Regions from separate parts of the Homo sapiens genome. Here region 1 is linked to region 2. The links are chromatin loops, found by intact Hi-C in ENCODE. Cell type or tissue: heart left ventricle. All regions are shown on one strand. Each heading gives the region's core, and the rest is flanking DNA. Links, peaks and the distances in the headings are about the cores only. Region 1 overlaps TECRL (trans-2,3-enoyl-CoA reductase like). Region 2 holds the start of TECRL (trans-2,3-enoyl-CoA reductase like).

What was found. Peaks named below come from ENCODE experiments on the same cell type or tissue, not always from the same donor. Only the 100,000 strongest peaks of a DNase experiment are listed, where the experiment ranks them.
Region 1: a loop joins it to region 2, with 3 times the contacts of the local background. A loop is called at or near these places in 8 of 110 quality-filtered maps.

The regions. Positions count from the first base shown.
Region 1 is chr4:64,339,280-64,345,888 of GRCh38, forward strand. The region is part of intron 2 of TECRL (trans-2,3-enoyl-CoA reductase like); the gene reads right to left. Among named protein-coding and RNA genes, the nearest start is that of TECRL, 67 kb to the right of the region's middle. In heart left ventricle, for the core only: no CTCF peak of the experiment used is centred there; DNase peaks (open chromatin) are centred at 1,112 and 2,632; H3K4me3 peaks cover 553 bases; H3K27ac peaks cover 2,350 bases.
Region 2 is chr4:64,403,328-64,409,936 of GRCh38, forward strand. TECRL (trans-2,3-enoyl-CoA reductase like) reads right to left here and starts at 6,123. Exons shown (of 12, transcript NM_001010874.5): 1 at 5,791-6,123. The coding sequence starts at 6,024. In heart left ventricle, for the core only: no CTCF peak of the experiment used is centred there; no DNase peak of the experiment used is centred there; H3K4me3 peaks cover 5,000 bases; H3K27ac peaks cover 4,839 bases.

The sequences.
Region 1 (6,609 bases), core at 574-5,573, 65 kb before region 2:
TTGTGGGGTGGGGGGAGGGGGGAGGGACAGCATTAGGAGATATACCTAATGTGAATGACGTAAATGATGAGTTAATTGGTGCAGCACACCAACATGGCACATGTATACATATGTAAGAAACCTGCATGTTTTGCACATGTACCCTAGAACTTAAAGTATAATAAAAATATATATATATATATGGAAAAATATTTGTTTTCCATTTTCCTTGTGGAATGCATATCACTAGACTTTACTATCTAATATTATTTCTTCTAATTGCTATGTCTAATGTTCTTTCCACCTAAATCACTGATCATATTAGCATAGCACATCCTCTCCTCCACTATTTACTTATCAATGTTGATGATTTTAACATCACTTTAATTTTCTGCCCTTTAGGTCCTTGATCTACTCAAATCTGAAGATTCTCTGCTCTGCAACTCTTTCCCCGCGTCTTATACTAAGAAATGCACTACCCCCAAACTAGAGATTTCAAATATCTTACTTCTTATAATCACCATCTCTCCTTTCTGCTTATTTACACTAATAATTCTCTCTAAAACATTCCTTGATTTTCCAAGAATTATTCTACTATTTTCACGATCATAAATTCCTCATTTCTCCTAAATTTCATGCTATTCTGGACTAAATTATAGGATCCATAACAAATCACAACCTGAGGAACGTACCTACTTTACTTTGCCCTCTTCTCTCTTGGTCTCACTATGAGCAACCGTAAACCTCGTTTTACTCAACTATTTGACTTTCTGAGTTACTGAATTACTCTATACAGAGATAATTTTCCTGATACTGATGGCAGCATCAGGTCATCTGTAGAGGCTGTTGCCATCATGCCAGCTGCAGTAGGGAGGTGAAGCCAGGACTGCATGCTCCATGGAGCTGGCAGAAGCCAGGAAAAAGCGGGAGATTCACCCCTTATAAGTAGGGGCAGGAGTTCCCTGGGTTCTACTGCAGCCATCCAAACTGTGGCTGCAGACCCCAGCCTCTCACTCCATGGAGCAGGCATGACAATCACCCCACCGAACACAGCTGCAGCCACCCAAATCATGGCTGCAGGCCCAGGAATCCCTGAACTCTCAGAGGTCTAGGGAGGCCCCGCTGCCTTCACAGGGTTGAAAGTGTCTGCTCCAGCTGTCTGGCTTCTCTCTGCTCTCAGTGCCCACTCCAATTTCAGAGCAAAGTTGGGACCAAGCCCAGGCACTGTGACAGCCCTACCGGGTTTGTGCACACTTGGAGCAGTGCTGACACACCAGCCCCCTGCTGCCTGCTGCTCTAGCCCCCTCTGGACTTTGGGCACTGACAAGCAAGGGAGGAAAGCCATAGGGGTACTAAGGGCAGCTTGGCACTGGCATGTAGATGCCCCTTGGCATGAACAGCCTGGGCACCATAAACAGCAGTAGGAAGCAGACAGGCTCCTGGGCAGAGGGGGCCAGTTCCTGGTGAGGCCTCATCTTCAGGCCGTGAAGTGCCTGAAGGATGGGGACCCAGCTGCCAGTCTCACAGACTGGGATGTGAACTTGTGGTGTCTTTTCTGGGCCCTCCCTTGGCTGCCTATGGACCAATCAGAGTACACTTCCTTCCATCTGAAGCCCATAAAGGCCCCAGGCTCAGGCAGAGCTGAGGAGAGGCGGGAACTACCAGCTGCAGAGAGGAACAACCCACTCCAGGGCCTCCTTTTTGCTGAGAGCTTGGAAGACAGCAGGATGACCTGCTTGCAGTGGAGAACAACCCATTGCAGGACCTCCTCTCTGCTGAGAGCTGCAGAGATGATGGGACAACCTGCCCATGGAGAGGAGCTTCCCACTCTAGGGTCTCCTCTCTGCTAAGAGCTGAACACTTGTTGGGAGACCCTGGTGGCAGAAAGGAGCTTCTCCCTATAGGTTTTCTCTGAGCTGTTCTATTGCTCAGTCCAAGCTCTTCTTCATCTTGCCCACCCTCCACTTGTCTTCATACCTCATTCTTGCTGTTTGTGGGACAAGAACTCAGGATCCACCAAACAGCAAGGCTAAAAGAGCTATAACAAAAATGGAGCTAAAGGCCAGGCAAGGTGGCTGACACCTGTAATCTCAGCACTTTGGGAGGTTGGGGTGTGTGGATCACCTGAGATCAGGATTTGAGACCAGCCTAACCAACATGGCAAAAACCCATCTCTACTAAAAATACAAAAATTAGCTGGGGGTGGTGGCACATTCCTGTAATCTCAGCTACTTGGGAGGCTGAGGCAGGAGAATCATTTGAACCTGGGAGGTGGAGGTGAGGTTTCAGTGAGCTGAGATCACATCATTGCACTCCAGCCTGGGCGACAAGAGTAAAACTCCATCTAAAAAAAAAATGGGGCTAAAACATCCCCCTTGCTTGCCACGTTGCAGGTGAAGAGAAGGAGAGAAAAGCTGCAGCCTTTCAGGGAGCCCAGACCTGGGAGCTTCCAGAGCCAGGCCTGTGACTCCCTCTTTGGGCCCCTGTGGTTGCTGGCATTTCTAAGCTTCTGGGTGCTATCACACTCCCTGGTGACAGCTGGGGAAGCAGCTTGTGGTGTGCCTGGTCCAGCTGCAGCCTCACAGAGAGCTAACACCCATGCTGGCACCTGGAGGTGTCTACCCTGTGGCAGGAGCCAGCATGTCTGACTGTGGAGTGGCCTGATCCAACACTCACTCACACACCCTTTGTCACTCCACACCTGACTTCAGTTTCCCTTCGAGGTGTGGGATCCGGGCCAGTAGCATGAGCTCAGTGCAACCTGCCAGGCCGAGTGGGCAGAATGAGCCCAGCAGGCCCAAGGAAAACTCAGGCAAAGGCATCACTAGCCACAAGTTTCCAGCCAGAAAAGCAACACCCTAAAAATCTCATAAAAATACTGCCAGATGGAGCAGATCCTAGTATTTTCTGCCTGTTATTGTTTCCCCACTTCCCTGTTTTTGGTCTTTATATCTGAAATTACTTATGTCTATTAAGATTTTTAGTGTACATTTCTCATTACTGTTGTGAAATCTCCATGAGAACAAGTACTCTGGATCATTTTGATCACCACTAGTATATGCAGTGATTGGAGGACTGCATGACACTGAAGAATGTGTGATGTGATTTTATAATATTTAAATAGATGCATGGCCTTTTTTAGAAGAAGACTTGGTAGTAGTTTTATATATATATATGTGTGTGTGTGTGTGTATGTGTGTGTGTTTATTTATATTTATATATACCATGATTTTAGTTAAATGTGAGACTGTTACTTATAATCCTTTCCCTATCTGAAGAGAAGGTGATTACTGCTTAACCACCAAAGTCTGTCCACATTCACTGTGTTTAAAATCTGAAATTATACTCTGTTGTTGTTTTACTATTCTCAGGTAAATGATTTCCATGAATCTTAGTGTTCTCATCTGTGAAACAAACAATAAAAACAAAAATAAATGGAGGCCACAAAAGTATCTATCTATTCAGGACACTGTGAGGAATAAATGTAATAATATGTCAAATTACAAAAAAATTATTAAGAACTCATTAAATATACTATTAAATTATAGTTTTAAAGCAACATTAAAAACTTTTGGTCTTTTGTATAGGTGGAAGCATTTCTGCTAAAACATGATATATGCATTCCTGAGACACGTTTTCTGAAAAAATAACACTATGAAAATACAAGGTTATAAAAACATAAAGTTAGGGAAAGATTAGTTAAAATCTTTACAACTCTGTGTTGTGATCACTAACAAAACCAGCAATAGTCATAATAAAAAATAATAGTACAGTTAAAATTATGTTTCTAATAAAAAATTCAACAGAAAATATAGTTCGCCTTCTTTAAAAAAGGGGGAATAAAGGGTGATGAAAATGTGTGTAAGAATGAGTTTCCAGTGCTTAAATTAACAAAGATAAAGGGAAATTAGACAAAATACATTTCTAAGACAGAGCACCTGGCCAAAGGAGCTTGGTAAGAAATAGATATTGTGATACAGTGTATATTAATAGCTTATATCTCTCCGTGTTTATGTTGTATAGTTTGTGCTCAGCTAGTGTTACTTGGTGGTGCAAAATGATACCGTGCTCAAAGAAAGGTTTATAAACAATTGTAAATTCCACATCATACTGATACCATTACCCTATTTACCAATTTTGCATGAGTTAATTAAAGTTATAGAGACAAATAAAGCAAACTATATAACCAAGTAAACATATTCTTACAGTCAAATGTAGTTGTTGCTCAACAGGAAAGAAATCAAAGAAACATTTATCATGATATCCCTCAAAGCATTAAATGGATATTTATTTACTGTCACTAAGATAAACATGCACACACACACAGACACACACACACACACACACTTACTTAAAACATTCTTTCCAGGCAAATTTAATGCTTTAACAAAAATCAATTCTGGTAAATAGAATTTTATTCATCTCATTCAACCTTGTTATGGGGAAAATACTTTCTTGCTACAAATTATTCAACAGTTAGGTTTCTACTCATGGAAGAATGATTTTCTTTCAAAATCTTGCTGGTTGATTGCTGATACATCAGTTTGTCAAAAGATTAACCTCAATTACACACTTTAGAGCCACGGAGAGAAAAAAATAAAGTATGAACAAAATGTCATGGCTTGTGGAGAACATTTTAACCTGCTTTCATTTGTAATCTATAGAAAGCTTTTTAAAAAAATACCAGAAAACATAAAATTTTAAAAAAAATAAATATTAATAGATGAGAGGAAGGGGTCTATCCCCACCCTCCCCCACAGTAATCTGTGTATAAATATCTGTGAAATGTATAAGTGAATCCAATGCAAACCAGCTAGGTTACCATTTGCATTGATTTGTTTTTCAATTGTCAGCATTTAGAAGAGGAAGTAATAGGACAAAATCATAGGAAAAAACTCATATATATATATACTCACACATATACATATATTATAGCTCCATATGTAACATATTTATACATATAAGATGATACAAATATAATCTCTATTTATATCTCTATATAACCTATGTCTATATCTATCTATAAGATTCTATATCTATACATCTATCAAATTTTATTGATATATGGTAGATAGATAGATATAAAGACATGATATTTGATGTTATATTTTTTTAGTTTTGATATAGGAGTCTGAAATTCCTGGTGCATTTTTGAGAAGCTCTGTCTTGTGAAAAAAACACAATTTAGGACATTTTATATAAATTATGGAAAAGGTAGCATCTGGAGTTATTTGCATTCAGATTGGAAAGTAGAATGAGGTGAGAGACTTTACACTTGCTTACTATTCAAATGCACAAACATTAATGGTGAATGTTGAAAATGGTGCCTGACATTTAATTTAAATTTAAAACAAAGTGTAATTTAAAATTAAGGTGTAATTTAAAACAAAGCTCCTATGTGAAATGTAATGGCTTTAAGGCTTTGAATGAAACTACATGCTACCAACCATAGCTCTCAGCAAAGAGGAATTGGTAAGAGAAAACAGAAAAACAAAATGACAATCTGAAAACGTTTCAGATAGATTTTTATTCTCCATCTTGTTTTTTGTTTGTTTGTCTGTTTTTGTTGTCTTAAACAATAAGACATTTATTATTTCACACACCAGGCCAATGTGAGTCAGGTAGCTCTTGACTGAGTGACATGGAGGTTAAATCAATCCATCACAAGTCAAGTGAGATTAACATTGTCCATAAAGAAGTTAAAGGTTTTCTGGCCATCAGAGAAATGCAAATCAAAACCACAATGAGATACCATCTCACACCAGTTAGAATGGCGATCATTAAAAAGTCAGGAAACAACAAGTGCTGGAGAGGATGTGGAGAAATAGGAACACTTTTACACTGTTGGTGGGACTGTAAACTAGTTCAACCATTGTGGAAGTCAGTGTGGCAATTCCTCAGGGATCTAGAAATACCATTTGACCCAGCCATCCCATTACTGGGTATATACCCAAAGGAATATAAATCATGCTGCTATAAAGACACATGCACACGTGTGTTTATTGCGGCACTATTCACAATAGCAAAGACTTAGAACCAACCCAAATGTCCAACAATGATAGACTGGATTAAGAAAATGTGGCACATATACACCATGGAATAATATGCAGCCATAAAAATGATGAGTTCATGTCCTTTGTAGGGACATGGATGAAGCTGGAAACCATCATTCTCAGCAAACTATCACAACGGCAAAAAACCAAACACCACATGTTCTCACCCATAGGTGGGAATTGAACAATGAGAACACATGGACACAGGAAGAGGAACATCACACACCGGGGCCTGTTGTGGGGTGGGGGGAGGGGGGAGGGATAGCATTAGGAGATATACCTAATGTTAAATGATGAGTTAATAGGTGCAGCACACCAACATGGCACATGTATACATATGTAACTAACCTGCATGTTGTGCACATGTACCCTAAAACTTAAAGTATAATAATAAAAAAAAAGAAGTTAAAGGTTTTCTAAGTCACAAGCAGACCCCAGTTAAGGTCCTGTTGAACCTAATGCCTTTCTCCTGTGTGGATTAACTGATATAGAAGAACTGTATGGTTGCAGGTAATCTTTTCCACTTTGACTACACATTGTAACATCTTCTTCCACTGTAATAAGACTAACCCAACAC
Region 2 (6,609 bases), core at 1,100-6,099:
ATACATGGATATCACACAGGAATCTCCAACTTAAAATGAAAAAAAAAAGGATGATTTCTAACTGCCTGTCTACTTGTCTGCACTCAAAATAAGAAAGCAAGCTAGCAAGCAAGCAAGCAAACAAACAATATTCTTCCCTCCCTGAGCGCACACACACACACACACACACACACACATAGACTTAGTAAATTATTTTAGCCTCAGGCATATCTCCCTGTTATATTCTTCTTATAAACTATCTAGGACACACATAAATATAACTTCTCCAGGAAAGCCTTCCTGTTCCATAAAAAATGAATAAAAGTCAGAGATACCAGACCATGCCTAAGGAAAAAGAAATCACACTCTCAGATTTATACTAATATAGAAGACTTTCTGAATTCAACTCCCATGTGCTTTTGATTAATTCTTATATCATGAAACACCATAAGAAATAGGAAAAAGAAGACTGAGGGGGCATGGGGAGGAGGAAAAGGGGGGCAGGAATATGAGGAAGAGGCAGAAGAGTAGATGGAGCAAAAGAGAAGGAAAAATGAAAAGAAAGACAAAAAAAAAAAGATACTGTCATTTGCATGTACACGAAATTCTGAAAACTGCCATGTGGCCATTCTAAGGCAGATACTATTCCCATTTTACAGATGAACAAACTAAAGCATAAATATGCTAAGTATCATGTACAAGGTAAAGTATTAAAATGGCAATGTCAAAAATTAAGAATTGTCAAAATTTCTAAGGTTACAAAGGTATAATTTGTATGCACTCTTACTATCCTGTAATTATTTCTACTGTTTTCTGAGGACAATTGTTATTTTTACTATTAGAAGAATTAGAGAATTATTGAATGCTTTATTTTATTCATAAGAAATATTTAAAAAGCTTTTGAGAGTTTTACCAAAAAAAAAAAAAAAACAATAGGAGAAAGAGAGCTCTTGAGGTCAGGTTACTTGGAGAAAAGATTGAAGAAAATAGAATGAGATGATATTGGAAACATTTACCATTTATCAACTCAGGCTCTTAGAGTTCTTGCATGCTCTTCAATCATTGACTTATCAGTAGATAAGCTTCTGACATTTTACAAGAAAGAAATGAGACAACAGCAGGCAGCAACTGGAAATGGTTCATTGTTATATTTTTAAAATTTATTTTTCCTACAATCTCTTATTTTTAATGTTCCAACAAATACTTGAAAATGGTATTTAACAATTATTTTAAATCTGCTCTCCATTTTGTTATCCATGATTAGTTATTTTAATCATTCATGGGAACTAGCTAAATGAGCTAAATAAATATTCCCATCTGCTTTATGAAAATCTTATTAAAATTGTCATCAGAACATGACTGTCTATTAATGAATTATACACTAACACAAAGTTAAATTATATGTATTTGTTTTCAGAATAAGCTGGGGAGAATTTGAGCAGTAGGTAAAAGGGTTTGAGAGAATGTCTTTTTATGTGAATGTATGAACAAATATTCTAACAATAATTTGATTTGATGTAGAAAATCATAAACTTTATTTTCAAATATTATACTCCTCCATCTCAAAACTATCACTACTGAACATGAATGCTGTGTCAAATTCACATGTTTCTTGAACCGGAGTGCACTTATTCAACACATATTGTTTAAACACTTTATTTGTGTTAAACATTGCTATTAATGCTGAAGATACAAGTGTGTAAAACAAACAAACAATCTGATATTTTTGTGCTTATATACTAAGGGTAGGCCAAATAATGAACTAAAGAAAGAAAAATAAATAGTAGTTTAGTTGGCAATAAGTCTAGTAAAGAAGTAAAACAAGGAAGCATAATAAAAAATGTTGGCTAGCTTTGCTCTCTTAGTAGTCAGGAAAAGCCTCCAGGAAATGTTAACAGTTAAGATCTAAAGAAAAGCATTGACTAGTTTTGAGGAGCAAATGATATTATCTGCCAGGATTTAACAGGCTAGTTCTTGTTGTTAGTAGAGGATATATTGAAAGTGATAAAGACACAAGTAGGAGGAAGATTCAGGAGTGCTAGAAGTAGAAGGGTTGATATATTTTGAAGCTATTGCCAAGAAGATGGATTGTATGTGAGGTGTCAGATTAAAAGACAAGTCATGATTTCTCCAAGTGTTTGGCCTGAGCTATTTGAAGGATGTAGTTGCCACTTATTGGCTTAAGTAGCTCTGTGGAAGATGTTTGGGAGAAGACCAAGTGGTCAGTTTTAGAGATATTAAGTTTGATATGCCTGGTAAACATCCAGATAGCTCAATAGATTAAATCGATATATAGATATGTAGATTTACAGTCCAAGGAAAATAATAGGTTACAGTATATGTTTATGAGACATCACTAGGAAGTTTTTTTTAAATTATGGAACTCAATAAAGTAAATTATTGTAGAGGAGGAGAAGTTGTGATGACTCAGTTCTTGAAAGTCCATTCCTAATAAGTCAGTTGAAGAATCAGCAATAAGGAAAGGGAAAAGCCAACGAAGTTGGTTAAAAAAAGTGTATATTCTCCTGGAACTCAAATAACAAATGCTAGTTAAGGAGGAGGCGATTAACAGTGGAAAATGTTGTTGATATACCCAGTAAGATAAGACGTGAGAATAGGGCTCTGCATTTAGCAAAGTATTTGCCGTGCCTCACTGGTGACCTCAGTAAGTTCAGATTCTGAGAACTGATGGAAGTGAGTGCCCAAATGAATTGGGACTAGGATACAGTGAGAAGAGGCAAATGAAAGCTGACAATATGAATACCTAAGGAAAGTAATGAGAGAAATGGGCAAAAACTAGAGACGACAGCAGAGGCAAGAGAAAGCTTTTTTATTTGTTAGGCGCGCGCGCGCGCGCGCGTGTGTGTGTGTGTGTATGTGTGTAATTAAGTTAAAGAACATAATAAATATATTTTCTTTCATCCTAGGACTTTTCTCAAAATTTTTATCTCATGAATATTTTGAGTCTATACTTTGTCCATTTTAAAGTTTGAGTAATAGACATAAAACAAAGTTTCTGTTAGAACATACATTACTAAGATAATACATCTCATTTAAGATATTTGATAAATATATCTATCCTAAGCATTATAACAAATCATGTCAAAGAATAATTAAATATTAAGAAGTCAAATTTAAATTCTTAGCAAGTTATCAAAAGGCTCAGCATTTGTTATTGTTATATTTTATGTATATTACTTTCTCTCTCCAAATGATTATTAAAAATAAAATAATAATAATAATTTTGTCCATATTATGGTCAAAGCGCTATTCTAAGCATGTAACATATATTATCCCTACTCTACTAGAAGTTTCCAAAGTAACATTTATTAACTTTATTGATATGATTTTATTAACCCATATTCTAAATAAGGGTCTTGGGGATGAGCAATTCAGTGACTTTCTTACTCCTTGATAGACACAAATGATGTAACAGGGATTGAGTCCAGATATGCTTAATTCCAAAGTACATGGTATGTAAATTGTACCACTTTACAGCATAGTAAGTATTGAAAGACGGGCACTAAGTTATAAGCAACATTTCTTTTGTACACTGGGTAGAGCCAGGTACAATGAAAGGCACTTAATATGATCTTACTACAAAGTTGTTAATTTGTCTAAGAAAAATAACATCAGGAATAATAATAATAATAAATAAATCAGTCTTTTTTATGTTTACAAATTCAAAATGTTAGAAATTACTAAGCAAAAAAAAAAAATTAATCTAGAAGACTTTTTTCTCTGAAGTGTCTCACCACTATTATGAAACAGTTTATCAATTTACAAACTAAAACAAGACACAGCAAGATCCACTTCTACTCAGACATCAAAGATTTGAATGCAGTAAATTGCACATTATATAGGGGTGATTGTGCAATAAAGGATTATGAGCTATCCAGTGTTAATCCTCTATTTAGCCTGCTAAGTTTCTATAAAGATCTGCCACTTGAGATGCAAATGTCAGGACTCTCATAGTTCAAACATGAGACTCCCATGCAAAATTGCAAAATTCTTATCTCTGAATAATGAATATTTAAATTTCATTTCTTCTAAATGTTTAATTTTTTTCACAATTTAATTAACACGTAAAAATATAAAAATCCCTGTCTTACCTTCAAATAAAATATGAATAAGAAAAAATTTAAATGTGTAAGGCAAATAATTAGGAACTAATTGGCATGTGTGTGTGTGTGTGTGTGTGTGTAATTAAGTAAAAGAACATTTAAACATCATGAGTTTTTCATTACTTTAAGGTGGATTGCCTGTCAGGGTCTATACACCTGTCAGAAAGGACACAATAACCAGTGTCATTTTAGAATTGTAGTCTTTGGAAATCCTTGACTTATTTGATTTTCATTCCATTTGTTGCACTGTGTCCTTGAATTTAACTGTGTTTTTTCTTGTAAGATTTGTGTTTTTCATAGTGGAATATTATAAACATTAGCAACTTCTGAAGAGTAATTTTATTTTTTTATTTTTCTTATGATATTTAAATATAAAATATTTGTGTAATATATTTAAATATTAAATATTTTGTATGATATTTAAAAATCTCAAAACTTCACCTTGATACTAAAATAAAAGTAAATTATAGAAGTCCTGAAATAAATATATCAAAATTCTATTTTGTATGATATATACTCATCGCTTATATATGGCCTCAGTAGAACTATAGAAAAAGCATATGATTTAAAACTGTACAGAAATGGTTTTAGATCTTTTAGTTCAATTCATGACCTGTGTGCACTAATAAAAGGTCTTAATCTTTCTTTTCCATCTATGAATTAAAGTTAATATAACTCAATTTATAAACTGCTCATAGTGTTATAATTACTGAATAAGAAATTATATATTATGTGCTTGGCAATTATTAAAGAAAGGACTAAACAGCTTCTTTTTTCCTTTTTTCTAAAGACCTAGCTAGAACATGGAAAAACGGAATGATTGATTGCATTTTATTTTTAGAACACAGCAACAAAAACGTATTCAATATTTTTGTAAAACAAGATCAAGCTCTATTTTATTACCTGTACAAATATGCCTTTCTCATATTAAGTTAATAGTACTTTTCAAATTTATTAAAAACTGAAAATGCTTGGAATATTATTTATGCATATATTTATCTAAAATATAAACATATATTTATAATTTAGTTTTCTAACCTAAGAAGAGTATATTTTCTCATTCCTTAGTGCAACACCTGTGAATATGGATTTGGACGAGTAACATTTCAAAACATTATTTTCATGAACTTAAATAGTGTTTTTGAAGCAAGTAAACTTTCATAAAAAGTGAGGTAGTCACTTTTTAAGAAAAATAATAAAATCAATTCAAAATAATGCTTAAATGATTAAATTTTTTCAGACATATTACATGTTACTTCTAACAACTACTGTGGCTTTTGCTTACTATTTTCTATAGAAACTAATCAAACTCTATGATAATTTGTATATACAATGAAGTACACGAAGACAAAAACCTGGAGACATTTTACATGTAGGAAAATAGGTTGAGCATTTGTAATTTTACCTGTGGACAATGGTCAATGACAGCATAAAATTCACAGACCAATGACAGAACCTCATTATTATCTACCATTTAATTAATTTAAATTGAGTATGAGAGATGCATTGAACATCTTCTATTAAAACAATGCATAAAGTATGCATCCTGTTCACCACAAAATTAAGGTAAAAGTCAGAAATGTATTTCAGAACAGTCGTGTTAGAATTTAATCAAGCAATCAATAATATTTGGGGCAGAGAAGAAACACTTAAACAAACAAACAAATAAATAAATAAATAAACTCACCTTATCCAGAATACATATCTGTTTCCTTGTTTGAGCATCAAATATTTCAATCTCAAAGTGAGTCGTTTTTGAATGTTTGACTGCTGGAGTTGGTCTTAGAGGGCCCGCTGAGAGTACAAGTTTTGACAAAAAGTGAAAATTTCTCATATCATCCTTCAGTATGAACCGTGTAGCTCTTTGGGAAAGTAATGCTCTCTTGCGTTCCGAAGCGAGGGACTTGTGCCTTTTGAACATTGTGTGAACTAAGAGGAGGGTCTGTCATGTCAAAAGTAGAAAATTGCAAGTGTGTTCCTTTTGCATCAGTTAAATACTGCTGGAGAACCTTTGAAAGGTCAAATGGTATGCCATTCCAAGAGTTCAGTTTTATTTAGCAGGCTTGAAAACAGTGACTGATCTTATTTCTATATATAACACGCTATTGTGATTTGCTGTGTAGAGTATTACTTTACCAGCAATTGAATGATTTCTTGCTTTCTCCTTTTATCTCTGCTTTGTAATATGACTACTCTTATCTGAAATTCCAAAGCAAGAATAGACAGAACATTTTCATCATCTCTGAGTTCTGGATGCACTGATCTTCAAACACACACACACATTTGCATTGAGATGTATTTAACATTAGCAAAGTGCTATCTTAAAGTTAAATTTTTAAAAGTCCTAGTACATTACTATGTAACATTTAAAAAATCCTGTCTAAGGTAAAGAGAAGTGGCATATATATGTTTATATATGTTTTATATATAAATATATGTGCATGTGCATGTAAAGCATTCTAAAGTGAAAAATTTATTTTTGTCAGTACTAATTACAAATCCCAAC